Linked DNA regions of Mus musculus: all the other regions are linked to region 1. Evidence: chromatin loops called from intact Hi-C (ENCODE). Cell type or tissue: heart. All regions are shown on one strand. Each heading gives the region's core, and the rest is flanking DNA. Links, peaks and the distances in the headings are about the cores only. Region 1 has its middle 16 kb from the start of A330076C08Rik. Region 2 has its middle 9.5 kb from the start of Gm33958. Region 3 overlaps Cd83 (CD83 antigen). Region 4 holds the start of Gm33195 (a long non-coding RNA gene). Region 5 has its middle 22 kb from the start of Gm33489. Region 6 holds the start of Jarid2 (jumonji, AT rich interactive domain 2).

Region 1 (4,834 bases), core at 522-4,521:
CTCTCTAGGTGCTCTCTCTTGTTTGCTGTATTGCATTCTCCCCATGTGTGTTCTTTGAGTGTGTGGGGTGTGTGTGGGAGAGTGTGTGTGAGTGTATGTATGTGAATGTGTGTGTGTATGTGTGTGAATTGTGTGTGTATGTGAGTGTATGTATGTGTGTGTATGTATGTGTGTATATGTGAGTGTGCGAGTATGTGAGTGAATGTGTGTGAGTGTGTGTGTGTGAATGTATGTGCATGAGTATGTGTGAGTGAGTGTGTGTATGAATTGTGTGTGAATGTGTGTATGTATGTGAGTGTGTGAGTGTGTGTGTGAGTGTATATGTGTGAGTCTGTGTGCATGCGAGTGTATGTGTGTATGTGTTGCATGTATTTGAGTGTGTGTGTATGTGAGTATACGTGTAAGTGTGTATGTATGTGAGTGTATGTATGTGTCTGTATGTATGTGAGTGTATGTGTAAGTATATGTGTGTATGTGTGTGTGAGTGTATGTGTATATATATGTGAGCGTGTGTATGTGAGTGTGTGTATGTGAGTATGTGTGTGTGTGTGTGTATGTGTGTGAGTGTGGGGAGGGGTACATGTGCACAAATAAGTGCATACTCATATAAAGAGTAGAAGATCCTCTTGGAAGCTGTCAAGATGTCAAGATGGGTTTTGTTTGTTTTGTTTCTGTTTTGAGACAGGATCTCTCGCTGGTCTATAACAGCGGCCAGTGGCCAATGAGCCCAGGGATCTCCCTGTCTCTGCTCCCCAGTGCTGGGACTACAGGTACATGCCTATCTTTACCGTGGGTGCTGGGATTAGGTTCGGCTCTTCGTGCTTAGGAGACAGGTACTTTCCCCACTACGCTGTCATCTGAGCCCTCCCTTCTTTGACCTGACCTTCTTTGACCTCCATAAAGCTTTCACATCTTTTGACCGTTCAGCTCTAACCACAAAGCTGCTGTTCCTTGCTTACCTCCTTCCCAGCCTGAGATGGGGCTGTAGAAAGGGGACCTTGCTCTCAGAGCCTGCTTGAGTCTGCTCCATGTCACTATAACCAAACACCAGGATCAAGGGACACAGTAGTAAAGAGCTTCAGTTTTCCTACAGCTTTGGGGGCTCAAAGGGGTGATGGCGGCTGTCTGTACTCCAGCATGAAGGTGGTGTAGTGTAGCGATGGGACGACCATGACAAAACAACAGGCAAGTATGTTCCTGTGAGGTGCACTGCTTCTACCACCACCCACTCTTGGGGGGAAGAGCACTACATTAATCTCTTCCTAGGGTAGTGCCCCAGTGACCTGGTCACCTCCCACTAGGCCCCATCTCTGAAAGATCCTCCACATTCGCCCTGTCATCCTGAGGGGTCAAGCTGTCAGCACACAAAACTTTGGGAAGTGTCCTCAAATTATGTCCTATGAGGGCAAGTCAGGGCGGAGTCTTAGGTTGTGTGCCCCAGTTCCCCTTTCTTACCCCACACTGTCTTAACTCTGATTCTCCTGAAGTAACTCCCACATCCCACTGGTCTCCATCTGTCTAAATTATTGCAGACTTAATGCCCTGGTCAGCCAAGCCTCAAATGATCAGCTTACGCTCTGCCTCGCAGTGAGAGTCTCCCTCAGCCCAGAGTGCATGCCCCCAGATGACCCAGTCCCTTTCTGTGCCCAGACTGGCTTTCTGGACCCCTAGTGAATGCCTGTGGAAGCCAGGGCTTCCACAAAGCTGGCCAGCCAGCTGCCTGCATCTCCCCTGGAGCCCTGCCCTCTTATCCCTGGCTCCCTCTTACCACCAGCCTGTCTTAATCCTGCCTTGTCTAGATCTGTGAATTCGCTCAGGTTTAATCCTCTTTCTCAGTGGTCAGGGGTGTATTCCCTTAATCATCTTGGTACCATCTAGCCTGACATCTCCCCAGAATAGGAGAATCGGGAAAGTCAACTTCCTAAAAATGCCAGGAAACAAACAAACAAGCTAACAATAATAACAAACAACAACAACACCCAGGGCTGAAGAGATGGCTCAGCTGTCAAGCACTTTCTGCTCTTGCAGAGGACACACATTTGGTGACCAGCACCTACATAGCAGCTCGCAGGAGACTGTAACTCTAGTTCCAGCAGATCTGTCCTTAGAGTGTCTGAGGTCCTTTTCATGAGCTTATGATAGAACCCAGAACAGGGGCACATCACAGCCCAGGGAGAAGCGTAAGCAACGTGCTGACAAGCTAACCACCAAAGTGCAAAGCCACAAATTAAAAACTCCTTAAAGAGCCAAATCCTTGCTTAAAAGTTACAGGGGGGCTACGGGGATGGGGAGGGAGGACTCCGGGTCCCTTTGTGCATTTCCGTATTAACACAGTCACACTTGGCCATGCAGATGTCAGTTCCAATAAACAGCAGGGCTTTCCAGGGCCTGGCCTCTAATTGAAGGGATTGTTACTGTTGGTGAATGTCTGGGGAATTAATTAGTGGCGAGCAAACCGGTTCATAAATGCCTGCTTTGTAAGGGGTCCTCACATCCTGGGGACCTCGATTCCTGTGGCCAGCTCTGCCCTAGGAACTCATGCCAGCAAACGGTATTTATTATCCTTCTCGGCCTCACCTGGAGATAGGTCTTCCCTGCCTTAGACACCACCAGGTTTGTGTCTTCCCCCCCCCCGGGGGGGGGGCAGCAAGCATTATGGGAAAAACTCCCTCGGATCTTCTGGCTCCTACTCCCACAGCCTGACTGAGTTTATGAAAACAGGCCTCATTTGCAAGTCAGAGATGGAAACAAGAGCGAGAGCTTCACACAGCCCACGCCCATTCCCAGTTGGTAGGCAGGTTCAAACACGTGCTCACGCGTGCACTGCAGCTACAGCACGTGCATACACACAGCTGCCCAGATCGCTGTTTAAGCAGGGTGCAACCGATCCCAAACTCCACGCCTGAGCTGGATGTGGCAAGCCAACTCTTCAGGTAAGTATTATCCTAAGACTTAAGATGACTCGGAGGACAAGTCTCCCCAGCCCCCTCCCTCAAAAAAGCACACCGCTCAGAATGAACACAGCTGCTAGTTTTGCAAGCTCCCCCCTACCCTGGGTAAACTGCCATGGACATCATCTTGAAGTCTTTCTTTAAGTTGGGGAGTGGGAAAGATGCTTTATGCTGTTAAATATGGGGGAAACTGAAGAAGAGTTTTCAGAATTACAGTTTTTTGGTTTTTTTTCTCTTTGCATGGTTTATGCTAAGCTGTATACATGTTCATGCTCTATACTATATGTTTTTCTAGCTCCCTCCCCCACTCCAATGAGTGACGGTAAAATTTTTTGCATAAAAAAAATCCCTTTAGAAGCAGTGGTTCTCAACCTCCCTAATGCTGTGACCCTTTAATGCAGTTCCTCATGCTGAGGTGACCCCCCCCACACCATAAAATTATTTTAGTTGCTACTTCAGAAGTGTAATTTTGCTACTGTTATGAATTGTAATGTAAATATTTTTGAAGCTAGAGGCTTGCAAAGGGATTCATGCCCCACAGGTTGAGAACTGCTGTTATAGACTCTGGTTGTGGCCTGGGCAGTTTTGTCTGACCTTTGCAATAGTGTTCGGTCTTGAAAATGACCCTGAGTCACAAAGGAGTCTGCGACAGTCTCTGCACTGAGACCTTGTATCTGGTTTCTGGTTGGTCTTAGGAGAGGAAAAATAAAGGAGGGATTTCTTCCTGAAAGCAGCATCCCCTCCTCTTCTGTGGCCTTAACCCTTCTTCCACACAGGGCTGCTCCTCTGGCTCCTGTCACACTCCCTGCTCTGTTTTGGGCCTGGTATCAGCTATCTGCACTATAGAATAAATGAACTCGATTCACATCTAACTCCGATGTTAGAAGCTAGTATTTCATTTTCATTCAGCTACGTTTGGTCTTATAATCAAAGTATAGGCAACTCTGAAGTCAGAAATCTGGGCTCCTGGCTTCCTGCATCTGGGGGAAAGGCAAGCCCTGGGAGCAGCCACACAGCTCGGTGATAAATATCTCCACTTTAGCTATAGCATACCACCATTTATTACCCCTGTCCCTTCAGAAAGAATTCCCTCCATGGGCATACTTCGAAGAGTATGGTTATAAATAATGTGCCATCTGCCAATGCACATAGGCCTGGGGGTTTGAAAAGTAAAACTCTTTATGTTTCCATGTAAAACTGGACTTTCGCCATATGTATGCTGAGTAACAGTGAAATAAGAATACATCATGATCTATGGTGCTAGATTAAGAGATGACGAAATAACATCCCAGAGAAGTGACATCTTTAAAGGTCAGTCACTGATCAATGAACTAGGTGCTTGAACCAGGAAAGAGGCGGGGTGGCCTCTGGCTCCTTCTCAGGCTTCTTATTTCAACGCCAGATATTCCCAAGCAATCTAATGAAAGGGATGGAAAATGGCGGTTATTCCTTGATAGTGGAAACGACAGACCAATCTTGAGTGGGGTGGCACACTCCTGTAAATCCAGCACTCAGGAGGTGGAGACAGGAGGATTTACATAGATCAGGGCCATCCTTGACTACAAAGCAGGTGGCCCCGTGTGGCAGGTATGTGCAGCTGGGATTCTTCGCCTCTCAGCTTGACAGAACAGGAAGCAGAAACCAGACAGGCCAGACTATAAACCCCAAGGCCTGTTCTCATGACTCTCTTCCTCTGAGGAGACACCAGCTCCTAAAGGTGCCACGACCTTGCAAAACAGAGCCAACAGCTAGGGAACCAACTGTCCAAACCCAAGAGCCTATGAGGGACATTTTAACATTCAAACCCAAACACCCCCTTACCCAAAATACAATCTATGTAGTACAACAAAATGTGATACAAGTATGTGAATATCAGAAAAGGG
Region 2 (4,834 bases), core at 240-4,239, 180 kb after region 1:
TGGCAGTCTACTGCAGACTATAGACACCTCTCAAAATAAGAATACTAAATATGTAAAATAAAATATAGAGTAGTAGCTAAAACTACATATAGCAAAAATATGACCATAGCACAGTGTTTAAAACATTATCCTATAGGCTTATGTGTGTGTCGTCATTAATACATTAACAAAATCTAGCAGTCACTTTACAAACCACTATAATGTCTCAGGAGGGATGGAAGAAAATGGTATTTTAAGATCCTTGCAATAACTGCCATGTTAGCACAACTGTGGTTTGTTACCACACCCTTGGCTGAAGGAAATGCTAACTTTCAGTTAAGGGTTACAATAGGTTTTTTTTTTTTTTTTTTTGCCTTCCAAATTCAAGCTCCCAAATTAAGGAACACTAACCTCAATCGCCAAACTGGCAGGGAGGTCCTTATATAATTCTTGCCAGAGCAGTGTCAGGCAAGGGATTGAGGCAAAATGAGTAGTTTTGCAGTCAAATCATTAAAACAGCTTGTTTCATTGCAGAATCTGTGAAGGGGCACACACATGGGAGATACCCTCTCCTCTTATGCCTAAAAGTGGTGTCAGGAAAGTGGCGGAATCTCTCTCTGACAGAGTGATTGCTGACCAGTGAACAGACAACAGGAGCTCAGGATACGGGGTAATTAGCATTGTTTGAGGGAAGCAAGGAGATGACATAGACTGTGGCGCCAGAACTTCAGAAAACGACACAGTTCATGCCTCAGGATTATTTTCCTTTGAAAAATAACCATCGTTGCTCAGAATCAGACATAACACAGGATCTGCCTGGCTCCATTTTTTGCTTGTGATTCTGACTGGAGCAAAGACCAAACAAAGAATTTTCCTAGAGAGCAGGGGAGACAGAAACACCTAGAAACCTGCTCTCAAAGCAGCCTTTCTTGTTCCGCTGCAGACCACCATGGACGTTATGCAGCATTCTACCTTTCTGCATCCATATTGAGTATGATCAACAGCAGTTGATACCTAAGGTTGCCTCAAAGATAAATAAATAAATAAACAAAAATATGAGAAAGAGGCAATGGACACAAAAAGAATATAATAGGTCAGACCCAACTGTTATTAAACAGAACACATCAAAACAAAAAATGAGAAACCATTTGGGTTTCTTAATAACTGGCCTTTTCTAGCCAAGGACAAAGAAAGGGTTCTAGTTGGCTGGGGAAGTCAGTACCTTTTGAAAGTCTGGAGAGATCTTGCACTAGGGGAAAGCAGTGTAGATATGCAAATGTTCCATTCAAATGCAGCCTGAATATGAGGTAATTCAGTGGACAGAACTACTTTCAAGCCCCCTCTCCAGCTTAGAACTGGTCCAGACCTAACATAGCTTTATCTCCCACAGCCCACACCAAGATAATTCAAGTTGAAAGTCCATTGACAGCGCTTAGGTAGGAGAGCTTGTGGGTTCTGAAGTCTGGAATTCTCATGTAAGACTGTACGCTCTGAGACTGGAGCTCCTGGGTGGTCTCTGCGCTCCCGATGAGACTAATGGACCGATTATGCCATCCCAGAAGTTCTCCCAGTGCATCCTTTATCTTCCTTTTCCTTAGGAGTAGTTCAGAGCTTTCTTCCCCGAAGTGACCTCTGGCAGCCTCTGTGCTGATATCAACTCACATTCCCAGTGAGTGAAAGGATTAACTCAAGGTCACCAAGCAGATAGAAGGTTGAGGCTTGGGTAACACTAATGACTAACCTTGTGTGTCTTATCATTCATGGTCCTATTTATCTCAACCTGTGGATTCCTAGGATATTGCACGCGCGCGCACACACACACACACACACACACACACACACAAAGCCAAACAGGCCCTTCCTGAGAGCATTCAAGGTTGTCCCTGGTGGAGTTCACTCATCTGGAATTATCAAAGGATCTAGCACAGTGGTTAAGATTTAAAAAAAAAAAGTCCCAAGTCTAACAGCTCAGGTTTCTAACCAGGCACCCACTGGATTCCTGGAACCGTGTGGTTGGGAAACTATATATAAACTTCGGAGTTACTGCCTCTCAGGAATGTGAAATCCCATCAACCTCAGCTTTTGGCTAACCCCAAACCTCAGGGATTAAGTCCCCATGGACACACAGGTGTACTTTGCTCCAAAGAGCCCTTCAAAACCTCACCAGAGTTCTCAGCTCTCTTTGGAAATTAACAACCCCGGGTCCAGCGCCCACCGCTCAATTTAGCAATCAGTTTGTGCCTGTAGAAATGCAAACAAGACAGACTCCTGCTCCTCCCGGGCCAAGCTCCGGGCTAGAGAGCCACTGCCAGGCGGCTCCCAGGGGAGATTTCAAGAGGACTTTGCTCAGGTTTGGCATATGCTTCCTGTCCAGACCAGAACAGAGAGTTCCCATCTAGCAGCTGTGAACTCTGACTCACCTGCCTGCAGGAGAATTTCTCCATGTGACAGAGTATTTAACAAGGGCCTAAGGAGCAGGCGTGTTCTGCCGGAGTCTCTGAAGCAAGAGGACAGCTGTGCTCGGGAAGGAGCAGGCGTTGAAGATAGGAGTCTGTGCTAATCTGGAGCTCCCATCTTCTATTGTCTTCTCCCCCCTCACCCTCAGACAAACCCCAGGGTCTGGTGCTCAATTTCTCTTGAGCTAGGGTCCCTAGAGGTGGTCACACCCATACTCACTTTGTGCACTGCCTGTAGGTGTTCACATTCACTGTCCTTTCTGTTGCTTTTAAAAACCATTTACTGTATCTAGGGCTTGGCTTTTGCCGGCAGCCAATGTCACCTTGGTTGTATATACGCACGCTTGAGGTACATTTGTGAATCACTCAGCCATCACCAAAGAAACGTCTTCTCGTGGTAAATGGGACTTAACAGAGAGATCCACCACTGGACAAGGCGCAGAGGATGAGAGACTTTGGAGCACCCAGTCCTACATGGTATGCTCTATCAAACCCTTTCCCTCCACGCTCGGGGATCAACGCGGAAGAGGAACAGAAAGATTTTAAGAGCCAAAGGTAGAGGAAGACTCTAAAGAAACAGTGTCTGCCAGACGCAACAGGACCAATAGGAACTCACAGAGACTGTGGCAGAAGACCCAAAACCTGCACGTGTTCAAATCAGACAAAATGGCCGCCCTGAGAGCAGAAGTGGACACAGGGTCCCACCTCTAACTGAGAAGCTCTTTGTAACTGAGAACTCCTGGGAGAGGGGAAATCTGCTTGCTACAGTGGAGTGGCCCTGGGTTTATCAACCACACTCAGACAGGCTCTATGCCCAGGAAGCAGTTGGCCAACACAAAACAGACTCCATGTTGTTGGTTTGGGGGTGGCAGGGGGAGCTTCTTGCTTTCTTTTGTTCTGTCTTTTTGCCCCCCCCCCCGCCACGCCCTTTGTTTTAATTTTGTTGAGAGAGAGAGTAAGAAGGAGAGAAGGGAGGGAGGGAGAGAGAAGCTGTGAGCTAGTTAGGGGAGGGGGAAAGACATGATACATTATGAAAAAAAGCAATTCCTTTAAGTGCCCATGAGACCTTGTGGGTAAAAGGCTCCCATAGAACTAAGAAAGAATGCAGGGAGGTGGCAGATACTGTGCAATCCCTTGGGCTCAGAGGCTGTGGAGTGGCTGTACCACCCATAGAGTCACTTGGAATCTCAGTAGCACTCAGAACAGAATGGGTGATAGAACCCTAGAGCCCAGTGGCCAAAGGGAACCAATCCCATTTCAACGTCTGCCCTTATGAAATAAGCAGTTGCTTGAAGACTCTTACAAAATGGTTGCTGAGAATGCAAAGAAGTGAGTTGGAACCTCCCCCTTGGCCATTGCCCTCCCAGAATCGTGCTGCCAGGAGGCTGTGTTGGCTCCTTAAGGCCATGGCCACACCTGGAGTGTCAGTCACGCCTGTGAGCACCTCTATTATCTTCTTATTCCTATGAGGTAGAAAGCCTGGTGATGACATTCATGCGCACTGGAGTCCCTGGGCCCCATTCACCCCATCTACCCTTCCCTACACCTGAATTTCAAAGCTCCCCTCTAGCCTCCTATCTTCTACAACCTAGCTTCTCCCTCTGCTAAGATCCCATCTGTCTTCTTGTGCAGTTAGTTTCTCCAGCTCGAAACATAGCCTCTTGGAGAGGAGGGAAGCTCAGGAGACTCTGAAAGTTCAGAAAGGTAAAAGACTCCTAAGGCCCTTCCCTATAAGGTTACTGACACAGCATGACAATCATTACAGAGAGGAGGCTCTTCGAGGGAACTGCCTGCAAGTTGTACAGAGAATCCCAGAGTTGCACTTTTCCTTAATGCTATAGAGAGCATCCAGGCTAGAGTGAGCTTTTTGGTGGTACAGCTAATCATGTCGCCTTTAAGAAACTCCAGTAAACTTCAAAGCGGGACGTGAGTAGAATCTGTTCTTTGGGCTGTTGCCAGTACCCTATCTGGAGTGATTACCTGTTTGTTCATGTCTCCTCCTCCCCCCCCACCCCCCCACAACCCAACAGTTACAGAACAGTCCTGTTGCTGATGGGTCCCAGAAGTACAGGTGGCTTTCCAGCCCCTGATGCTGTGTAGGTCCATGAGAACCTTGAGGCACTTTGCTTCCATGCCTTTTCCTTCTCAGAGCCTTGATTCCCACCCCTTTCTACAGGTCTGCCTTTCCTCCCTTAAAATGTCCCCTGGTCCTCATCTTGGCCCAGGCCTTGGGTAATGAGAGCTGCTTGGGACTTCTCTGAGCTGTTCTTTAGTTCTCAGTCAACCTCTGGCCAAGTCACCTCCCCATCTGTCATTACAATTCCCAGATACCATTCCTTCCTTACCCCAGGCAGTGTGGGTCACACCCTTCCATGTCCCCGAGCCATTTATTCACTATG
Region 3 (4,834 bases), core at 587-4,586, 440 kb before region 1:
GTCATTTATTCAAATTGGAGGCCTTGAGACAAATCAGAGTCCTTAGGCTTTCTGAAAATGGGAGGTCTCATTTTTTTCCTAATTCAAAAAAATAAAAAATAAAAAATAAAAAGTTCAGTTGTCAACATAAGAGTGTGGATATTTAAAAAAGCATTGGAACGAGAGTTTTGAGAAATCAATTTGCCCAAATTATGTTGTGCTTTCCCATTCTGTGCGGCAATATTAGCATCACGGAACACACATTAAACAGTTCCCGTCAATTATGCTCGGCTGTGAGTGAATCGGAGGGTTCCTTTGTTATAAATTACTATTTCCTAAAATGCTTTCGCAGAGAAGCAATGAAACACTTTTGTACTTGGAATGTTTAAAATGCTCCTCTTGCCAGTGGTTGGTTTCAAGCCAGCTCCAAATGTTCAAAGCACAGAGGGGGCTGGTCCAGCCGCCATCCTACCTCTCTGTGCTCTCTGGGACATCTTCAGTCCCTGGCACTGCTTCAGCCTCAGCTGGTTCATCTGACATGGCAAGGTGAGCTGGCCACGGGTCTTTTGAGAATATATGAAGTTTTGCATAAGGGGTTTCCTGGTATTCATTAATGCTTCACTCTGGTTTTGAGCATGTAACAGAGGTGTAAATGTGGTTGCTGCTTTGACATTAGTGGGGAGAGCCTGTATGTCTCAGGTGGGGTCTTATGACTACCCTTTCCCCCTTTTTGGAAAGTTATGTCTTAAGACGACAAAGGCAAGAGCAACTGATATTATATATGCCTTGAACATGAAACCAGGGGCAGGCTGTGGAATATTTCCAGGCACGCTGTACAGCTTTGTCCACTGTGTTCTAGGGTCGCCCCTCTTAGCTACAACTTCACCTATTCCCAACTCAACGACCTATGGCCAATCACAGTACAAAAATCCCAAATGAAAAACTTCCAAAGTAAACAGTTTCCAAGTTTTACATTGTCTGCTGTTCTGAGAAACGTGATAGGAACCTCACAGCTTGTCTTGTCTGGGGTATAAGTTACCCTTCATTCAGCTTATCTACACAAGATAAGCTACCTTCTCACAAGTCACTAAGCCATCTTTGTGGTTGTCAGATATACTTAGGATCAGGTATCTTGGGTTCAAGGTTCCCATATTTTACTTAATAATGGGCCTGTCACACAAGAGTAGTGATGCTAGCAGTTTGGATATACCAAAGAGAAACTGTACAGAGCTTCCTTAGAGAGAGAGAGAGAGAGAGAGAGAGAGAGAGAGCCAAGCTTCTTATGTTGAGATTGCTAAGGACCATAGTAAGAATGAATCTTTTATCCCAATGTTTTGAAGAAGAGAAAAGAAACACTCACCAGTTTTGTTGCCATACCTCAAACTGTAAAAGCCATGGTCAGAGCATGTCTCAAATGTTTCAGTGACATAGAAAAGGTATTACACCAGCCCCAGGGAGTACTGTAGGTTTTGATCTTGACTTTCTCATTGACTTTTCTGATCCGAGGGAGAACCCTCGTGATAGATGGAGAAGCTCCCCGGGAGGAAAGCAGAGGCAGGTCATCTCCTAGTGCCACTGCAGTCATATTTACCATTGAAGAATGATTTAGGGCAAAAAAAAGAGATAGGTGGAATATTGGTCATGGCTATAGAGAGACTGAGAAGGGTTAACCAGCTCAAACTGGTCTTGTGTGGCAGCTCTGCTGGACAGTCAGGGGTGGGGGAAGTTATAAGCCATAAAGAGCAAGCTCTATCTGTTCTGAATCAGTTGGATGCTCTTGGTTTCTTTGAAGATGCTTCAGCTACCTCCTTTCATCATTCCTGTCTATGTGTGTATGTGTACACATACATGTGTGTGCACATACATGTGTGCATGTATGCATGTGTGCACATGTGTGCACATGCATACATACATGGGTGCATGTGTGTACATGAGTGGAGAAACCAGAAGTCATTGTTGGATGTCACTCAATCATCCCTCCACCCCTTATTTTTTTGAGACAGTGTCTTTCATTGAGCCTGGAGCTCCCTAGTTTAACTGACTGGCATTCAAGCCTCTGGGATCCCAGTCCAGCACAGACTTTTTTGTCAGTGCTAAGGATTGAACTCAGGTCCTCACGCTTGTACAGCAGGGACTTTGCAGATGGAACGAAGTCCCCAAGCCCAATGTTGCTGTGTTTTGTAACTCCAAGAGCCCCAATCTTTTAGCTTCCTCCCGGAGACTCTTGCTTATTTAGTGAGGAACCTTTAAAAGTGGGGAAGACTGTCAAGAAATGGGATTCTCTGTTCAGAGACAGCCCGATGCTGGGAGTGAGCATAAATCTGCCAGCAGATGTCTCTGCAGCCCACTGTACAGCAACGCCAGCACACTGAAAGTTCGGATCAAAACTGGGTGACCTTGTTGTGAGGCTTCCTACGTTAAACAGAACTGAGCCAGAGTGCACGCACTTGTGCTTGCACAAACACACGGGCCTGTGCATTTCCCCCCCAGTATCACTCCCAACCCCTTGGCTATTTAGTTCCCTGCCAGCGTCCCCCCAGCTCTGAACATTGGAGAATTGCAGTTCCCCAATAATTGTGTTCCCCATTAACAGTTCACTACAACACAGAGAAGTCCAGTGCTCTGTCCTTTTCCCTACAGTGACGCTTGGGTTCTGTTATGATAGTAAGGCTAGGTAAGGGATGCCACTTGTCCCAGGGCTTCCTACTGGTTGCCAGCCAAGCAGCGAAGGGCAGTTCCAGGCTGTTTAGGGATGCTGACTGCCTGCCTGCCAGCACTGGGAGCAATGGTCTGCCTTACTGTTAATGAAAATCTATTTTGGAAGCTTTGAACTTAAGGTGTGTCCAACCTGTTGCCCGAAGGGCAGGCACATGTGGCTTTGAATAGCTATAAATGTGGCCCAACACAAAGTTGTAAATTTATTTAAAATACTGTGAGACATTTTTGGTGGTTTTGTTGTTGTTGTTGTTGTTGTTGTTGTTGTTGTTGTTGATGGTGGTGGTGGTGATTTTTTTTTTGTTGGTTTGGCTGTTTGTTTGTTAATTGTACATTTCTTGAATGTGAATCGTGTAAATGACAAAAGTAAGCTACAGGGTCAAAGGCTCCATGTGCCTAAAGCCATTTCGGTGGAGGAGCCAACTACTGAGTACAGATCAGAAACACTTCTAAGCCTTGCAGGCAGTCCAATCCATAAGAACCCACAGTAAAAAAAAAAAAGCCAGATGTGGTGGCACATGGTTGTCATCTACATGAGGCAGTCAGGTCTGGGGCTAGCTGGCCCCAGTCTAGTGTACATAGAAAGATTCAGGCCAGATATATATACAGACAGAGAGAGAGAGAGAAAGAGAGAGAGAGAGAGAGACCCCGTCACTAAAATACGAAGTGGGTCTCACGTGAGAAATGCACCTCAGGTTGTCCCCACGCTTTTCCACACATGCATGCATACATGTGTGCCTGCATACACATGAACATGTATGCATGGGAAAACATGGACACACTAACGTATGGATGGGAAAGAGAGTGGATGTTGAATGTGTTGTATGGCACATCTTTGAGAAGGAGATGCTGAAAAAACCCAGAACTCAATCTCCAAGAGAGCTTGGGGAGAGAGCCAGTTAGATTGCTTGGCTAGCTTGGGGATCACGGTCCTTCCATAAGGTGCTTTGTCATGACTCATAAAACCTCCTCATGCCACTGTCCCCAGCATCTTCCTGCCTCTCTTAGAAGGGACATAAAGCATTGTCAGCTTCTAATCATCTGTGACCTTGAATGTCAAAGGTGCTCGCTGACAGGGGACCATTATTCATCTGTACCTTTGGTTTAGTTGAGTTTGAGTTGGCTGGCAGTGGCTTTGGTTTTGTTGTTGTTGTTGTTATTGTTTTGGGTTTTTAAAAATAGATTTAGAAAGTAAATTTTGGCATCCAAAATTAAGAATCAGCTAGTGGCTGACTTAGCATCTGAAAACAAAACAAAACAAAAACCAAAGTAACTCTTAAAAGAGCAAAATCCAACCCAGAGTGATTCACATGGTGCCCGTCCTCTCCCCCCCACTACCCCCTTTACAGGTCTCCCAGCCAGTGTTTCTCTCACCCCTGCAGGGTGAAGGCTGTGTTGGTTCCTGGTGCTACAATCACAGCATTGCAGTCTTATCTTGTTTCAAAGCAAACACAGTCTCAAGAGTTTTTATAGATTCTCTTCTTCTCCCCTGGAATCCTCATTTACAGGGATAGGGGGTGGGGGAGCACCCTGTCTTGCTTTAAAAACATACATGTTTTGATGGTGTTGTGAAAGCAAGTTGTAAAGCCCTCACGCCAGTCTGTCAGTAATTGACTCTTTGCTGCCTCCTCACAGGTCTCCGAGAGTGGCACTGAGAGTGTGGAGCTCCCGGAGAGCAAGCAAAACAGCTCCTTCGAGGCCCCCAGGAGAAGGGCCTATTCCCTGACGATCCAAAACACTACCATCTGCAGCTCGGGCACCTACAGGTGTGCCCTGCAGGAGCTCGGAGGGCAGCGCAACTTGAGCGGCACCGTGGTTCTGAAGGTGACAGGTGAACTCACCTCACTTGCTTCCTTCTCACAGACCAGGGTGCACTTTCTGCAGGCCCCAGTCTCTCCTCTTCCAGAATCAGAACCCACAGCTTAGGACAACATCTGTGGCCGGAAATGAATTCCTTTGAAGAATATCCTAACTTTTTCTTTATGTGGCTTAATCTATGCACTGACTTTTGCCCAACATTTGCAAGGGACTGAGGCCAGAAATGACAAATGTACTGTCTGTAAGACCCTGGATTTGCACAACAGTTACTCTCCTCGTGTCACATAGCTGAAAGCTATTAGAACTAAGACAATAATCTTCA
Region 4 (4,834 bases), core at 516-4,515, 370 kb before region 1:
AATCTTGGCTTCTAGCGTTTTAGAGCTGGGAGCTCCCTTTGAAGCAGTCCTTTAGCACAGGGAATTTCAAATTGTGTTTGCAGTAACTTTGGGGTTCCACACAGGTTCCCTGGGACCTTTTAACCGGTAAAAGTGAGCATTGGAGAACTCAGGGCCCATTACAGCCAACCTGTGGCTTCATCTGCTGGGCTTTTACACTGCCTTTTTCTTTTAAGGGAATCAGCTACAGAAAAAAAAAAAACCCAAAAAGTTCATATCCCTCAATTTGTAAATGAGAAAGCTGGGACCTTGAGTCCCAACCCTGTGCAGTTGCCAAGTAAGAAACTCCATCCTATCCTGGAGCTGAAGAAAACCAAGTTCAGACTGTCAGAATGTGCTGAGTGTTAGGGATTTTTGTCAAATGCAAGAGCCAAGGCTGGAGCCAGGCGCGGCTCTGTCTCCTTTGTGATTCCCTGGCCCATAAGTCTCACTGTGTTTATAACTGTTAAACACAGGGACAGTTGTTCCGTGATCAAAAGAACCCCAAGAAGAACTGAAGACTGGGGTCCGGAGCTGGAGGAAGCAGATGCAGACTCATCAACCAGTGGAGGGGAGAAGGTTTGGCGCCTGGCTGTGGCGGCAGGGTGATCTCTGCTCACTTATTTCAGGAATCTACCTCACTTGCCAGTTCTCTCTCCATGCAATGGTATTCTCTAGTACCTATGTGGCTCTGTGGGATCTGCTACTTAGAACTAAATACATATTCATGGACTCAAAATGTAAACATATATACCAGCCAGGAACTTGCAGAAATATAATTATTAGCCAGGACTTAGTGGGTCTACGAGGCCTGTTGTATAAAGTAATGGTTAAACTCAGGTGTTAATATATACATAAAAGAAGAAAACACATGGTCAGATAAGCATGTCTGACCCCATTTGGTTATGCTGAAGGCACCAGGAGTCCTCATTGGAGTGCAAGGCCTAGGAGAGTCCTCAAGGTTAGCTACCTCTGCCCCTTTCCCTTGTCGTGTGTGTGTGTGTGTGTGCGTGTGTGTGTGTGTGTGTGTTATGGCCACTTCCAGTTACCTAAGTTCCCTCTCCCATGGTCACAAGCTTGAGATGTCGTATTTTTTACTTTAAATCTGGTGTTCTGAGGACTCTCTCTGGCTCAGGTGAAGTTGGGACAGAGTGAGATCTGTGGATGAAAGGCATGGCTACTCTCAAGGAAGCTGTCTTGGAAGATTCCCCCAAACTTCTTCCTGTTCTTAGCGGACAGGTCATTTCCACCACCTTTGGGGTCAATCTGACCCCGAATGACCTTCAAGAGAAAAAAAAACGATAAAAGACAAGAGGCTAGAAAGTTACCCCTTCAGTTGAGTAGTTAGCAGTGGGTGCAGGCTGTCAAAGAATAACTTGGAGGGGGATGTTAAGGATGGCTAGATTCTGGAGGCGGAGCCATTTTTGCCTCTGTAACAGCATCCTACAATGGTGAAACAGCTTATAGTCCTTCAAAGTGCCCCGAAATACAGGGTGGGTTAGATGCCACCTGGGGGCAATCCTGGATTTGTTACAGAGGGGCAGTGTGCAAGGGGAACCACAACCAGACGGGAGAGAGGGAGAGAGGCCATTCACAAGAAACAATGTGCTCGGCCCCAAAAACCCTTGGAGACTGGACTTGTCAGAGCCCATTCTGATTCCCCCACCTAACATTTTGTAGTGTGGTCAGCTCAGTGTTCAAGGGTGGGCTGGTTTATGTCAACATGGTGGGATTACCACAAAAGTCATTCTTTGTACTTTTGAATGCGGCTTTTCCAATGGGGAAAATTAAAACCAACTAAATTGACTTTTTTTCCCCCTCTGTGACCCAATTCCTGGCTTTCTCTGCTTTGTCCTCCGCTGACCAATCCTTTAGGCTCCTTAAGATCTTGATACCATTTGTAGCAAGAAGTTCTAGGGCACTGAGCCACTGACAACCAGGAGCATCCTTACTCTGTTTAATCCTGTACGAGCATCTAGGTGACAGACTAAGGCTTTTAGCAAAAGCAACAAGTGGTTGAAGCAGGGGGACAAGGGCATGTCCCTTCTGCCATCTCTTCATTCACTCGCTGTCCCCCATAGAGGTCTCTGCTAAAGATCTGGTTCGCCAGCTCTACAGCGAGGTCGGAACTCCAACCACAACGACCCGCCACTCCCCCAGGCAGCCTGCTCTGCAGAGGCAGAGCCTTCCACGCCTTCCCGGAGTCTCCGAGCGCACGCGCCACCTGACTAGCGCGGTCATTGGCTGCTGCCTGTTGCTAACCCACGTGACCGGCGCCAGCGCGCTCCGCCCCTGCCCCTGCTAGCCTAGTGCTTTCCTGCGGACGTGCGCTGCTGCCCAGCCTCAGGCTCCAGTCCTGCGCTGGCTGCTGCTGGCTGTCGTCAGCGATGCCGCCGCCGGCCACAAGGTGGCAGTGCCGTGCTGCGTGGCTACACGCCCCTGGAAGCACCGGACCAGCCTTGGTCTGGCAAAAGTTTTCCAGTCTTTCCAGCAGATGCGCCCAGGCCGTGAGCCCTCCCGGGCGGCCTGGAGGCAAGGGATCGGGTGGGGGTGGGGTAGCCGCCGATGTCCTGGGTGGCTTTGGGGGCGATTTGCAAAGGCATGCATTTGTTGTTAAGAGCTCGGAGAAACAGTTTGGGGGAGCCTGTCACAGATGCAAAGTCTGTTGATATTTCCAGGAGTGTTTGGTTTGGTTTGGGCTTTAGGGACCTACAGCAAGCATCGATTCTCGTGGAGGCGAACAACACTGACAGCTACTCTTTGTCTCTCGTCGGGATTCTGAACAGAGCCCGACGTCGCTTCCATTTCAGAGATATATGCCGCTGACACTACCTTGAGAGAGCTCCTGCCTCCATGGTTCCTGACCTGCCTAGAAGGGGAGGGCGCAGGAGACTCTTGTTCTACAGCTGTCCTCGGGATGCCCTCAATTCCCAGGCGCAGGGATAAGCTTGTCTGACCCCATTTGACCCCGCCGCAGGCGCCAGGCGTCCTCATTTATTGCGAGGCCTAAGAGTCCTCAAGGCTTACTGCCTGCCTACCCCCCTCCCCCACCACCCGCCGCTCTTCGTTTTTTGGTGTTTTGTTTTGTTTTGTTTTGTTTTTCCTCTCCTTGTCCTGTGCGGGAATCATATGCCTCCTTCCTGTTGTCTAAGCTCCCCTCTTCCGTAGGCACAAACCTGCCCCCTCTGCGTTTTTTACCTTAAAACAGGTGTTCTGAGGATTGTCTCTAGTTCTGGCGACGTCTTGAAAGAACTGAGTCTGAGCGAGGCAGACAGACGGCAGCATTAGTGGTGATGGAGCTGCACTGCTAAATGTGGAGATGGGAGGGGAAACACACCTGGGCTTCCACAGGGCAGGAGAAGATCTGTCACTTGGGCAGAGCCTTTGAGTCGCACTCAGGTGATCTCCAGGTATCTTTTGTCTGTTTTAACCTGACATTCATTTGCATCTAACAGGACTCCCGAAAGAAGCCTGGTGTAACTGAGTCTGGAATTTTTGCTGGGCTTGCTAGGTCTACACTCTCCCACCTGTGCTCCGAGGAGAGGTGTAGACTATCTCTTGGATTTTGCTTGGAGGATGTCCTTTCCGGACTCAGGACCTAGGAGAGACCAGCAGGAAACAGAACAGAGTCTACATAGGTGAATATCAAAGAATCACCTGGAGAGATTTACAGGTGTGTCCTGGATTTGGGGGAACCATGGAAACACAGAGTCAGCTACCTGTTGTGGTGAAAGTGAAGTCAGGAGTGGGGAAGGGTGGGGAGGGAGAGGGGTGAGGAGGGAGAGGGGTGGAAGGGCTGCTAAACAGTCTCTGTTTCCAAGAGTTAGCAAAACACAGATGTACTAACCTCCCTTGGGTTACTAGATGTACTAACACTCCCTTCATCAGAGTGAGTGGCCTCCTAGTAGAATAGGTTGGCTATGCCACGGAACCATTTTTAGGAGATGTCCAGCAATGGGGAGAGAATTGAAAACCCCACAAGATTATTCCCCCAGGAGTGAGCCAGCATGGATGCATTGCCATATTCCAGGTATATCACCACTCAGGCACAGTTGAACCTACTAGACCTACTGTGGTCTGAATGTTGTTTCCCATTCCCTAATGTATGTTGAAACCCAATATATAATGTGATCATATTAGGAGGTGCGGTCTCTGGAGATGTGATTCAGTTATGACTCAGATACGCCCTTATAAAGGAGGTGATTGAAAAGGGTTGTCTTGGCCCCTTCAGTCATGTGAGGAACACCCACACGTCACCACCTATTCAGCAAGGAGTGGGCCCTCACCAGGCACCAAATCTGCTAGCACCTTGGTCTTCAAATTCTCACCCTCCAGAACAGCGAGTGAGCAATACATTCTCTGCTCTTCAAGTTTCCCCGATTAAGGTGTTTTATTACAGACAACAGACTGGGACAAAAGGCCTGAGTCACAGACCAGTGATTGGCAAAACAGAGAAGCTGAAGCAACTGTACAGCAAGCAGGAGCTCACACACGGGAGCCTACCTCTGGGAATGCCGAGAAGTCAATGCAATGGTCACATCTCAGGTTGTCTGGACACACAGACGGTTCACAAATCCCGGGATGGACCAGGAAGGCCATTCAGTGAGATTGTGTTGAACTGGGGAGTGGTGACAGTAAACATTGACATTATGGTCCTACATACATATCATACGTTCCATTAGTGTCCTACATAAGTTATAACCTGCTTACTCCTCCCAGTGCCCTTGAGAGATCAGCCTGCTAATTCCCACTCCAGAGTCAGGGAAGCTAAGTGCTGGGGACTCAGGAAACTTGACTGCGTTTATAGCCAGTGAGT
Region 5 (4,834 bases), core at 440-4,439, 160 kb before region 1:
TCTTTCTTCAGACGAAGCTTTGCCTTTCTTTTCTAGCTTTGGATGAATGAAGTTGTCACAGTCAGGTCGCTTTCAATAGGGTCTCAGAAAAAACGCCTTTGCCACCCTAACTAACCTCATTTGGCCAGGGCACACATTTAGACGTCTTTCTCCAATTTCTTTATTCTACACATATCTTCCCCTAAATATTCCCATTCTTGCCTCCCGGTGGTATGGACCATTCTTTATAAAGATTATGGCTTCTTAGCCCAGCTCTGTATTTGCCCCCAATCTCTTACTGCCACAGAGCAATGGTACATGTGAAGGGGACAAGAGACAGCTAAGACCTGGTAGACCTGTTATAGGAAGAGAACTTTGGCGGAAACAAATTGCTGTTTAGTTAAATGTAAGTTGCTTCCTAGAGTTCACCTGCTATATATACATGTTTAAAAGAAAATACTCTTTTTTTTCTCTCTTAATGAATTATGCTGCCACCCCTAAAATTGTCTTTGACAGGTGACAGTTGGCCAGTTTCTTTTCCTTCGCTGCCTAGCATCACAGGGTGAAATGTCTTCATCACCTGGAAGCTGTGTGCCAGTGTGGCCAGGTCACAGGCTTCCTTGGTTTTCCACTGTAACTATTGCAACCGTCCCGCATTCTGGTTCCTAAGACCTTCTTCAGGAAACCACACCAGTGACCTTCAGAAGGCCAGAACTCTTCACCCTGAATGTTTGAGCCTTCCCTCTCTCTTAACGCCTGGCTTTCTGCCAGCTGAAAGCAGAAGGCCGTTAGAGATTCTAATCTCCCGGTACAAAGTCTCTTTGGCATCGACAGTCAGATGTCACCTGGGGTCACCGTGGCCTATTTGAGGTGCAGAGTTCTGGGTAGTTTCAGTTGTGCTTGCAGCCGATTCAGAGAGCAAAAGCCGAAGTCTAACAGGAAGGTTGGTTGTCTGAAGTGTGCTAAAAATACTTTGACGTTTGTTGCTTGTGAATGGTTATTTTTAGTCTGAGGAAGTGGATTTAACATAGACCCGGGGGCCCGGTCGTGGCTGACAGAACCAGTGAGGTGTGCACCTGGATAAAGCCGTCCATTTCTGTCTGTCTGCTCCACACTTCTTCCTATGTATGCCCTGGACATGGAGGAGGACGAGACAAAACTGATTCCAGGTCTCTGTCTGCAGCGGGACCTCTCTCTTCCTCTCTGAAGCTGCTGGCCGATGAGAGGCAGGCCAGATCCAGAAGTCAACAGCTGGGCTTCAGACCCCACGAGGCACTGTCCCCTCTGCTAGAGAATACAGTCTGTGGCTTTTGAAGCCTCTGCCCTGTAGTGCTGGGCTCAGTAGAGTCTAGGTGGTTGGTTGCTAACAACTGTCACCTAATTGTCACATGAGCAGGATAACCAGACTCCTGTCCTCTAGAAGGTTCCTGCCTCATTGCAGCCTCTCCAAACTGAAGAATGAGCAGGGAGTTGGGGTACAGGTTGGTTCTTTGGCTTCTCATTCCTTGTAGGTTGACTGAGCAGTAGGGGAGGAATGGCCGTATACTGAATACCCTCCTGGTATGTCCCACTTCTATGCTATCAAGCAAGGTTAGTTACTGAAGCAAGTTAAGGTAAAGAAGCAAGAGGCGAAACCCAGAGGATCTCAAGTGGACCCTAACTGTTGTACCAATGGCAGGGGCTAAGGAATGGCAGATTAGGAGTGGCCACTTGGATCCCACTGTACCTGGGACTGCAGACTGTCTTAGCAGAGCTCTCTCACGGATATTGTGATGAACCAGCTAAGGGTTACTGCATCGTTCTTAGTCCGCTTGTGCTGTTCTAGCAAAATGTCACAGATCAGGTGGCTTAAACAGCAGGCATTCATTTCTTACAGTTCTAGGGGCTCAGAAATCCACGACCAAATGCCATTCAACTGCAGATCCTGGTCACACTCCCTGGCTGCCTTCTGGCTGTGTCTTCACATGTCCCTTTCTCTCTTCCTCTGAAGGGACAGAGACCTCTGCTGTCCCCTTCTCTTCTTGTAAGACCAACAGCCCTACTAGATTGGGGCCCACCCTTGTGACCTTATTTAATTTGAATTCCATCCTAAAGATCTCACATCCAAATAGTCACCGTGGAGACTGAGACATCTACACACAGACTTAAGGAATGGGGGACACACTCTGGCCATAGCTCCTGCAGCCAGGGAACCAACTGCAGCCAACTTTGCTGTTGGGACCCTTTCACACTTTGGGGGTACTCTAGGTCCAGGTATCCCAAGGAACCCCCATGTTCCTTTGTCAGGAGACTATGCTCAGGCTTCTGGTACTATCTTGAAAGGACAATGGTGAGAGTTGGCTTCCTTTCATAAATGATAGTTTTTGACCAATGAATGGCGGGCAGGAAGGAAGCAAAGATGCTCTGGTTTTTTTCAGCCTCTGGACAGGACAACAGCAGCTGTCTAGAGGAAACTCAGAGATTATATAAGTCACATCCCAGATGTCCCCTCCCTGATCCCTCCCCTGAGATTTACCCTGTCCCAGCATCTTTCTTCTTTGTGCTTCCCAGAGTTCCTGAGGAGGGCTTGCGTCTGGAAAGCCCAATAAAAATAAACAAACAGTTAAGGTACAAGACCCAAGACCCAGGTCTGAGCCAGAAGCCCCTCTGCTCAGATGTCTCCTCTCCACTTTAAGGTTTAGGCTCGCTACAGCATTCCTAAAGATCTGTAGTAAATGAAAGGCCTCACTGTGGAACAGCAGCAGGTAAAGGCTTTTCTGCTTTCTGGAATCTTCTTGACCATTCTAGCTCAAAGTCAGCACTAGCATCCTAGAGGAAACCCTGCTTCATTTTCTTAATTATCTCAACCTGGGCCTCATCAGCCAAAGCTTCCATTCCAATCACATCAGCACACCTGGTGTCTGCCTCTCTTCTTACTGTAGATAACAATGCTAAAGGGACCTTTTGTGGTTTTCTCCATCTTTGAAAAACTTTCCTAAAATAGCTTGGATTCCCTTTGCCTTGTTTGCCTGCGTCTAAAGATTCCTGAGAATCCTGACCACACTTTCAGAATTCAGCAGGAAGAGTGTTGTAGGGAGTTGGCTATCCATGTGCTTCCAAGGCTTCACCCCTGGAAGAGAGGCCAATTGAGAAGAAGGGGAAAATAAGTCAAGTTAGACTGTGAGCAGCATCAGCCTTTGGCCTTGTGGTAGTAGTGACAGGTTTGTAGCTTAGAGGGTCTTGCCTGTGCTCTTGACCCTCAAGGTTAGGTGGCCTGGTGAGGTACATCATCTTCACTGAGAGTTGAGGCTAGAGGAAGGAATGTCTTCACCTCGCACCTCAGCTATACCTTTGAGGAATGGTGCAATAGAGGACTGGGAAACAATGACATCCTTGCCAACAATGCTATTTTAATTAAAACAGTGGTAATTTAATTATCTTTTGATGGTTAAAAAAAAAAAAAGAATGAGCAAATTAAAATTCCGTGTATTTTAGAAAGGCCAAGCAGTTTCTGGGAGGTCAGAGGTTACTACTGGCAAGCATGTTTAAGGTAAAGGACATCACACCTGCTGTTTCAGGGGCGAACGAGCAAACGCAAAAACAGGCCGGAGAAAAGTCTGCCGGCAGAGTTCAGTGCTCGCTCAACTGGGTTCCAGATTCCCATGAATCTCAGTGAACCCTGGTAGAGGAGGCAGGGCTGTGTGAGAGATGGCCTCTTGCTAGCCCAATGCTTATTCTTTATTCCTTAGATAGCAGTGTTTCCACTTGGCCTGTCTTTCCCATTATCACATTAGCATACAGTGCTTGGTGTGCCGCAGATGCTCAATATATGCTTGAGAGGGATGACGGAGTTTACCAAAGCAACTTGCTTCTCTATAGCTCTCCGCTGAGGAGGGGAAGGAAAGAGGAGGAGCTGCTAGAAGGAAGAGATGCATAAAGATTCTAGGAAGATGGAGCCGGAGCGGGTGGAATTCTTCTGTTTAGATAAGAATGGGGAAATTTGTCTTTACCCCATGAAACCTGAAGTCCCAGAGGCTTTGGAGTGATATCCTCTTCTACCAAGGCTGAACAAACAATAGTGCATACAGTTTACGAAGCCACCCAGTCCATAGAGAAGAAGGAGTCTGAACTGACTGATAGAAACCTGAACCACTGTATTGTGAAGAAAACCACTTCCTTCAAGACTTCACTGAAGATGGGGCCAGGAAAGAAAGTCTTGAGGCTTCTCTTCTTGACTTGATAATCCCGAGACAGCTTTCTTTGGGGCTGTCTAGAACTATCTTTCTCCTGAGGGGGGTCAATAACAGGGGTGACGTTTTAGGTTGAGTATATTCAGGCTAGTTGGATCTTGGAGCCAGACCAAAGAGACTGGGGGTTGTTTTTCAACATCTCTGTAGCTTTTGTGTCTTTCCTGCTCTGGGTTTAAAATGCACAAAGGGAAGACATGATAGTGAACTTTTTCTTTTAACTTTAATGAATTCTTAAAAATCTTTTAAGTGATATATCATGTAGTGTAGAAAAATGCATTCAGAAAACATATATGGCTCTAGGATCTATCACAAAATGAAGGACCACTCAGGTCAAAGAATAGAATTTCATCAACACCCAAGCAACCCACTTCAGAAGGCACTTCCAATTTATAACCCATTCCCTCTTCCCCGAGGATAACCACTGTCCACTCAAAAACATGAGCTTAATTTTACTTGCATTTGCACGCATACATGAGTCATACCTTAAGCATGATTTTGATCTAATTACTTTAAATTACATCACATTTGGAAACTTCCAGGTGTATTTGCATTTAATGGGAGTTTGTTTAGTTTTGCTGTTATTGTAGAAATAGAAAAGTAGGGGGTCTCCTTTCCCCCATCATAAA
Region 6 (4,834 bases), core at 291-4,290, 500 kb after region 1:
AACAGCTGCTTAATTGTCTGTCAATAGTCTAAATGTTGCCCATTAGAGTTTGTGTGAGGTATTAAAAAATGACACCTTTTCAATTCTATCAAGTTCCAGAGGCTCTGAAGAGAATATAAAAAATTATGTCTGGGCTTGGTGGCACATGCTTTTAATCCCCTCACCCAGGAGGCATAGTCATGCTAATTTCTGAGTTCATGGACAGCCAAGGGAACTTCCAGATTGCCTAGTTAAAAAAAAAATAAAGGAAGGAAGAAGAAAGGTAGACAATACTACCACTGACCCTGGAAAGTTTCCTTTTTTTTTTTTTTTTTTTTTTAAAGAGTCTCAAGTATTCTAGGCTGTTCTTTACCAGGCCTGCACTTACCAGGTTGAGTCCTGTGCTAATTTAGAGAGGATTCTGCATCCTCAGAGAGGACGTCAGTGCTAGCATGTGGTTCAAAGGAATCCATTCCTAGTTCTCTCAGGAGTTAAAAAAAATCACAAGGAAAAGCAAATTAGACCTCCTAACAAAATAAAAGATGGGAAGCAAAGCTAATACTTGGCCTGGCCTGGAGGGTGGAGGTTGGAAGTCATCAGGAGATAGTTATTCCCACAGCAGGGAAGACTGTCAACCACAAAGGACAATCCATTTTCCTTTTCAAGGAAAACAACACCAGCATTATCTAAGCCTTATGGAAATGAGCAAATTCCTCCTCTACCACCCCCTTAGGCCTCAACTAACAATGGTTTTTCACACTTGCCTGGGACTTGGAGTTGGTAGTCTAGCAGGAGACTTCACAGGCCTAGGACTGAGAACCCCAAACTTGTCCAGAGAAACCACCAGAAACTCACCTTTGTTCTTATTTAATTGACTGGGGTCTGACAGATATGACATTACATTTGCACAAAGCTGTTTAAAATAATAACGACGTGGAGAAACAGACACCTCTAGTGTACAGGTCGTAATGATCCGAATGGGTTTGGAAAGCACCTTGTGTCAAGACGACCATAAAGTCACTTGGGTGGTCAAAACTGAACTGTAAAATAGAAATGTATTCGATCATTCCAACCAAACGGAAACAGTGAACAATTTGTGCATTATTTAAGACACACAGGCAATTAATTTTTCTGCTTGTAAAATGAACATGAGTTTTAGAAACTTAAAAAATAAGACAAATAATGAGGTATAACTTTTTAAAAATAAGGGTGTCTTATGTCAACTCATGAAACAGTCCAATAACCTGCATGGTTCTAAACTAGGGTTTTGTTACTTTATAATCCTCTCCATAAGCTTTGGCCGGAATCAACTTGCAGATGTGGAAACTGAGCAGCTTAGGAAAGCCATCGCTCAACTTGTCTGAAGTGGCCACTGTGACCTCTGAATCCATAGGTGTTAACTCGCTTTTTTAGAACCTTCTAGACACCATGACTAAGTTGCCCTGTTGCGACTAACAGTGGAATGGTCGTGACTCGGGAGTGCTTGTTTTGGGAACCGACTGCCCGGGAGGAGAGAGAGGAAGAAGCCAATGTGTGTCTGCAGGTGGATGGGAGAGGCTCCAAGCCTTTTCGCTTCCCTGAGGCTAGCCAGTCAGATTTGAAAAGCAGGACCTTGAAGACCATAGGTTAGAACCAGGAAATTAGCGCCGAGGCTGGGAGCCGTGCTAAAGTTCCTGCGAATGCCCCCGAGAGCGACAGCAGGGCCTGCGATCCATTGATCTGAGCGACTGGCGAGCCTGGGCAGGGCAGGGGCTGGGGCAGGTAAGGCTGCGGGGCACAGACCATTGGGCTCTCGGGCACTCAGTGTTCGAGACGCTTCCTTACGGGCTGCCTGTGTTGGGGGGTCGGTCTCCATTTTTCCGTTCACGGTTTCACCTCGGCGTTGGGAGTCTCGGTCGCGGACAGCCCTAGTCCTGAGGGTAAAGACCCCCTTCACCGTCTCCAGGGACGGCGGGGCTTCACCTCGGAGCCACCGGCGACGGCCTAGGGTCGCGTCGGCCCCGGGGACAGGGGCGGGCACGCGGGCCGGCGACCACGAGGCCGCGAGCTTTCGCCGGGAGGCTGCCCCAGCCGCGTCTGCCTCGCGCGTGGGGTCGCGTGCGGCCGCGGGCCGGCTTGGAGCCGTGACCTCGGACCACCCCGGCGGCCGAGCGGCCGCCCGCTTGCTCGGCACACGGGCGCTTGTCCTGAGGTGACACCGCCGGCAACGGCTGAAGCAAGCGGGCGCTGCCGATCAGCGAGTTCGCACCGAGCGAGGATCCCTCTTGGTGCGTGGCCCAGTTTGGCTGAGGACCCGCTCCAACCCCTCGCTGACACCGCCCCCCGCCGCCGCCGCCGCCACGCTCCGAGGCCTTTCCCCCGGGAAGCCTGGCGGCTTGCCCTCGCGGGCCCGCGGGCGCGCTCTCGCGCGCCGATTCCTCGATTCCACAGGCGGTTCGCGCCCGGGGTGGGGGCGGGGCGGGGCGCGCGGGGCCGGGCCGAGCCGGGCCGGGCCGGGAGGGCGGCCCCCGCGGGGAGGGGACTGGGGGGCGGGGCCGGCGTGGGGAGTTCCTCGCTCCCGGACCACACGCTCCGCGGGCCAATCCCGAGCCAGCCTCTAGCAGTGTCGCACGCGGGACACGTCCAAGCGTTTGTTGGCAGGGCCCGGGGAAGGGGGAGGGGGAAGCGATCGGGGAAAAGGGAGTTGAGTGACAGGAGGCGTGGGGCACGCTGGGAATTGTAGTTCTTCGCTTCCGTGGCCATAGCCATTTTGTAGTCAAGGGACTACAACTTCCAGAAGATCAAGGGGACTATTCTAAGGTGCCCCGGGAATAGGCGGCTCTCCCCCGGGCCGGGCGTCCTGGGGCACTGGTACCCAGCTGCCCGGCTGCAGGTAGACGTGAGGGCAGTGGCGAAGGTTTGCATGCGGCGACTGTTGGGTGAGCGGACTGCGGGTGGGGGGGGGGGGGGGGAAGGGGCTGAGGTGGAGCGACCGAGCGTGCCATGCATTGAGCTAGGGAGCCTCTCTCAATTCCACGACTGGGCTCGGCGTGGGAGAGGCGCCTGACGGGCGGCCCGCAGAGGCTTCGTGGAGGCCTTTCCGGGGTCTCGTCGACGGGGCTGCGGGAGTTCTCCGCACCGGGCCGGGGCTTGTGGGCAGAGGTTAGGCAGGCGTGCGGGGGGCTCAGCTGTGGGAGTTTTCGGCTGGCGGGAGGTGGCGAATTAGCCGAGGAGCCCTAACTTGTATAAAAGCAGAGTCCATTTAAAGTTGGGCTGGCTAGCCTCTCTCTCATTGGTTAAGGGGCTTGGAAAAAAGAGACTCGGCGAGCCCTCCGCTGTGGTGCTGCCGCCGCCACCGCCGCCGCTGGAGTTGACTCTTCTGCTCGCACTGCTGCTGCAGCACAAACGTGACTTCCAACATTTTAAATTTATCTTTTCCTTTTTTCTTCTTCAAGATGTAACTACAGATCAGATACTAAGGACCTTCACGTTTCGCTGATGTAGTTTTTGGAAGAAAAAGGGGGGGAGTGAAGGGCGTCGGTTTTTTTTTTTTTCTTCTTTTTTTTTCTTTTCTTTTTTTGTGTCTGTTGTATGTTTCGGGGGAAATTTTCCATTATGAGTGTTTTACTAAAGTGAATTTTTCTTGTTTGCTTCGCTCGTCTTTGGCTCTTTTTATATTTTTTCTTTTATCCTTCTCAATTTCGGATTTATTTCAAGGCGAATCTGGTTTTGGGGGAAGAGGAAGAAAAGTCGGATTACAAGATCAACCACCACCAACAACAATAAAAACCACCAGGATATTTTTTTGCAAATTTCTGACGGCTTTAAATTCATGAAGCAATTGTCCCCTTTTGCAATCAGCATTTGGATCTCAGAATGAGCAAGGAAAGACCCAAGAGGAATATCATTCAGAAGAAATACGTAAGTGCTCTTAACAACACATCCTTTGGCTTGCAGTTTTAAGCGATGGTTGTGAATGTCAAGTTTATAGATAATTCTGCAGCTGAAAGGTTTTAAACAGCGTCCGATAAAGCTCTTTCTTTTCCGAAAGGGCTTTTCAGGCAAAGTCGTGTCTGCCTAGTTTGGTTGAGAAAACAGACTGGTGTAGAGATACCTCAAGTATATAAATTGACCTCGAATGACACAACGTTGATGTAGTTTTGGTGAAAGGCAAGGGGTTTTGGTGGAGGTTGGGGTTCTGTGTGTGGGGGCCCCCGCAGTGATCTAACTGCATTCTCGGGCGGATTTGGTCCCATATTGCACTTTGCATACAAATGAGCCTGTTATTAGTGTTATTTGGAAAATCGTGTAAGGTATGTGTGTTGGAAGCTAAGTTGCAATCCAGAGTACGATTATGGCGATCTTCTAGCACTGGCACATCATTTAATATATGTGGCCCTTTTGGCTTATCTAGCTTGCAACATGACCCAGTTGGGAATCATGTTACTGGGAATGCATTTATTGGTATTGACTTTTATAAAGAGGCTGGTTTTGGTTCTAAAGATTCATGGTTTCTAGTTTGAGGGGAAAAACATAGCTCATGTAAAAGTATATGTGTGCCTGAGTGAATGCATGTTAATACGAATAATTTCTCCCTGAAAACTGGGTTTCTGAGATTGGGTTGTGATGGTTAGGTTTGTTTTGTGCACAGTATAGCAGCGTCTTGCTTGGCATAGGGAGTGTTTTTGTTTTGTGTAGTGGCTTTTTTTTTTTTTTTTTTTTTTTTGTAAGTTTGGGGGGAGGGAGTAGAGAGGGAAACCAGGGGATTAACCAAATATGCACTCGAGTGATCCGGTGGTTAGCTGCGTATGCTTTAGAGCAAAGTACACTTTTTTCCCCCAGAAAAAAAAAAGGCCCTTGAAGATAAATAAAGAAC

Evidence for each region. Peaks named below come from ENCODE experiments on the same cell type or tissue, not always from the same donor. Only the 100,000 strongest peaks of a DNase experiment are listed, where the experiment ranks them.
Region 2: it touches region 1 in a loop (2.3-fold over the local background); 5 of 42 quality-filtered maps call a loop at or near these places.
Region 3: it touches region 1 in a loop (2.4-fold over the local background); 2 of 42 quality-filtered maps call a loop at or near these places.
Region 4: a loop joins it to region 1, with 4 times the contacts of the local background. A loop is called at or near these places in 12 of 42 quality-filtered maps.
Region 5: a loop joins it to region 1, with 3 times the contacts of the local background. A loop is called at or near these places in 10 of 42 quality-filtered maps.
Region 6: a loop joins it to region 1, with 3 times the contacts of the local background. A loop is called at or near these places in 12 of 42 quality-filtered maps.

Annotation. Positions count from the first base shown.
Region 1 is chr13:44,229,895-44,234,728 of GRCm38, forward strand. No RefSeq gene overlaps it. Among named protein-coding and RNA genes, the nearest start is that of A330076C08Rik, 16 kb to the left of the region's middle. In heart, for the core only: no CTCF peak of the experiment used is centred there; DNase peaks (open chromatin) are centred at 2,367 and 2,707; H3K27ac peaks cover 2,321 bases.
Region 2 is chr13:44,407,250-44,412,083 of GRCm38, forward strand. No RefSeq gene overlaps it. Among named protein-coding and RNA genes, the nearest start is that of Gm33958, 9.5 kb to the left of the region's middle. In heart, for the core only: no CTCF peak of the experiment used is centred there; a DNase peak (open chromatin) is centred at 2,352; H3K27ac peaks cover 1,486 bases.
Region 3 is chr13:43,793,204-43,798,037 of GRCm38, forward strand. Cd83 (CD83 antigen) reads left to right here. Exons shown (of 5, transcript NM_009856.3): 3 at 4,330-4,525. Among named protein-coding and RNA genes, the nearest start is that of Cd83, 11 kb to the left of the region's middle. In heart, for the core only: a CTCF peak has its summit at 2,305 (motif pointing right); a DNase peak (open chromatin) is centred at 2,350; H3K27me3 peaks cover 352 bases.
Region 4 is chr13:43,862,349-43,867,182 of GRCm38, forward strand. It overlaps Gm33195 (a long non-coding RNA gene), which reads left to right and starts at 866. Exons shown (of 3, transcript XR_873323.2): 1 at 866-979; 2 at 3,474-3,691; 3 at 3,960-4,834. In heart, for the core only: CTCF peaks have their summits at 2,409 (motif pointing right) and 2,615; DNase peaks (open chromatin) are centred at 1,553, 2,363 and 2,953; H3K4me3 peaks cover 1,620 bases; H3K27ac peaks cover 3,111 bases.
Region 5 is chr13:44,065,037-44,069,870 of GRCm38, forward strand. No RefSeq gene overlaps it. Among named protein-coding and RNA genes, the nearest start is that of Gm33489, 22 kb to the left of the region's middle. In heart, for the core only: no CTCF peak of the experiment used is centred there; DNase peaks (open chromatin) are centred at 885 and 2,415; H3K4me3 peaks cover 785 bases; H3K27ac peaks cover 2,833 bases.
Region 6 is chr13:44,728,038-44,732,871 of GRCm38, forward strand. It overlaps Jarid2 (jumonji, AT rich interactive domain 2), which reads left to right and starts at 3,234. Exons shown (of 18, transcript NM_001205043.1): 1 at 3,234-3,879. The coding sequence starts at 3,835. In heart, for the core only: a CTCF peak has its summit at 3,351; DNase peaks (open chromatin) are centred at 1,794, 2,624 and 3,224; H3K4me3 peaks cover 3,072 bases; H3K27ac peaks cover 2,989 bases.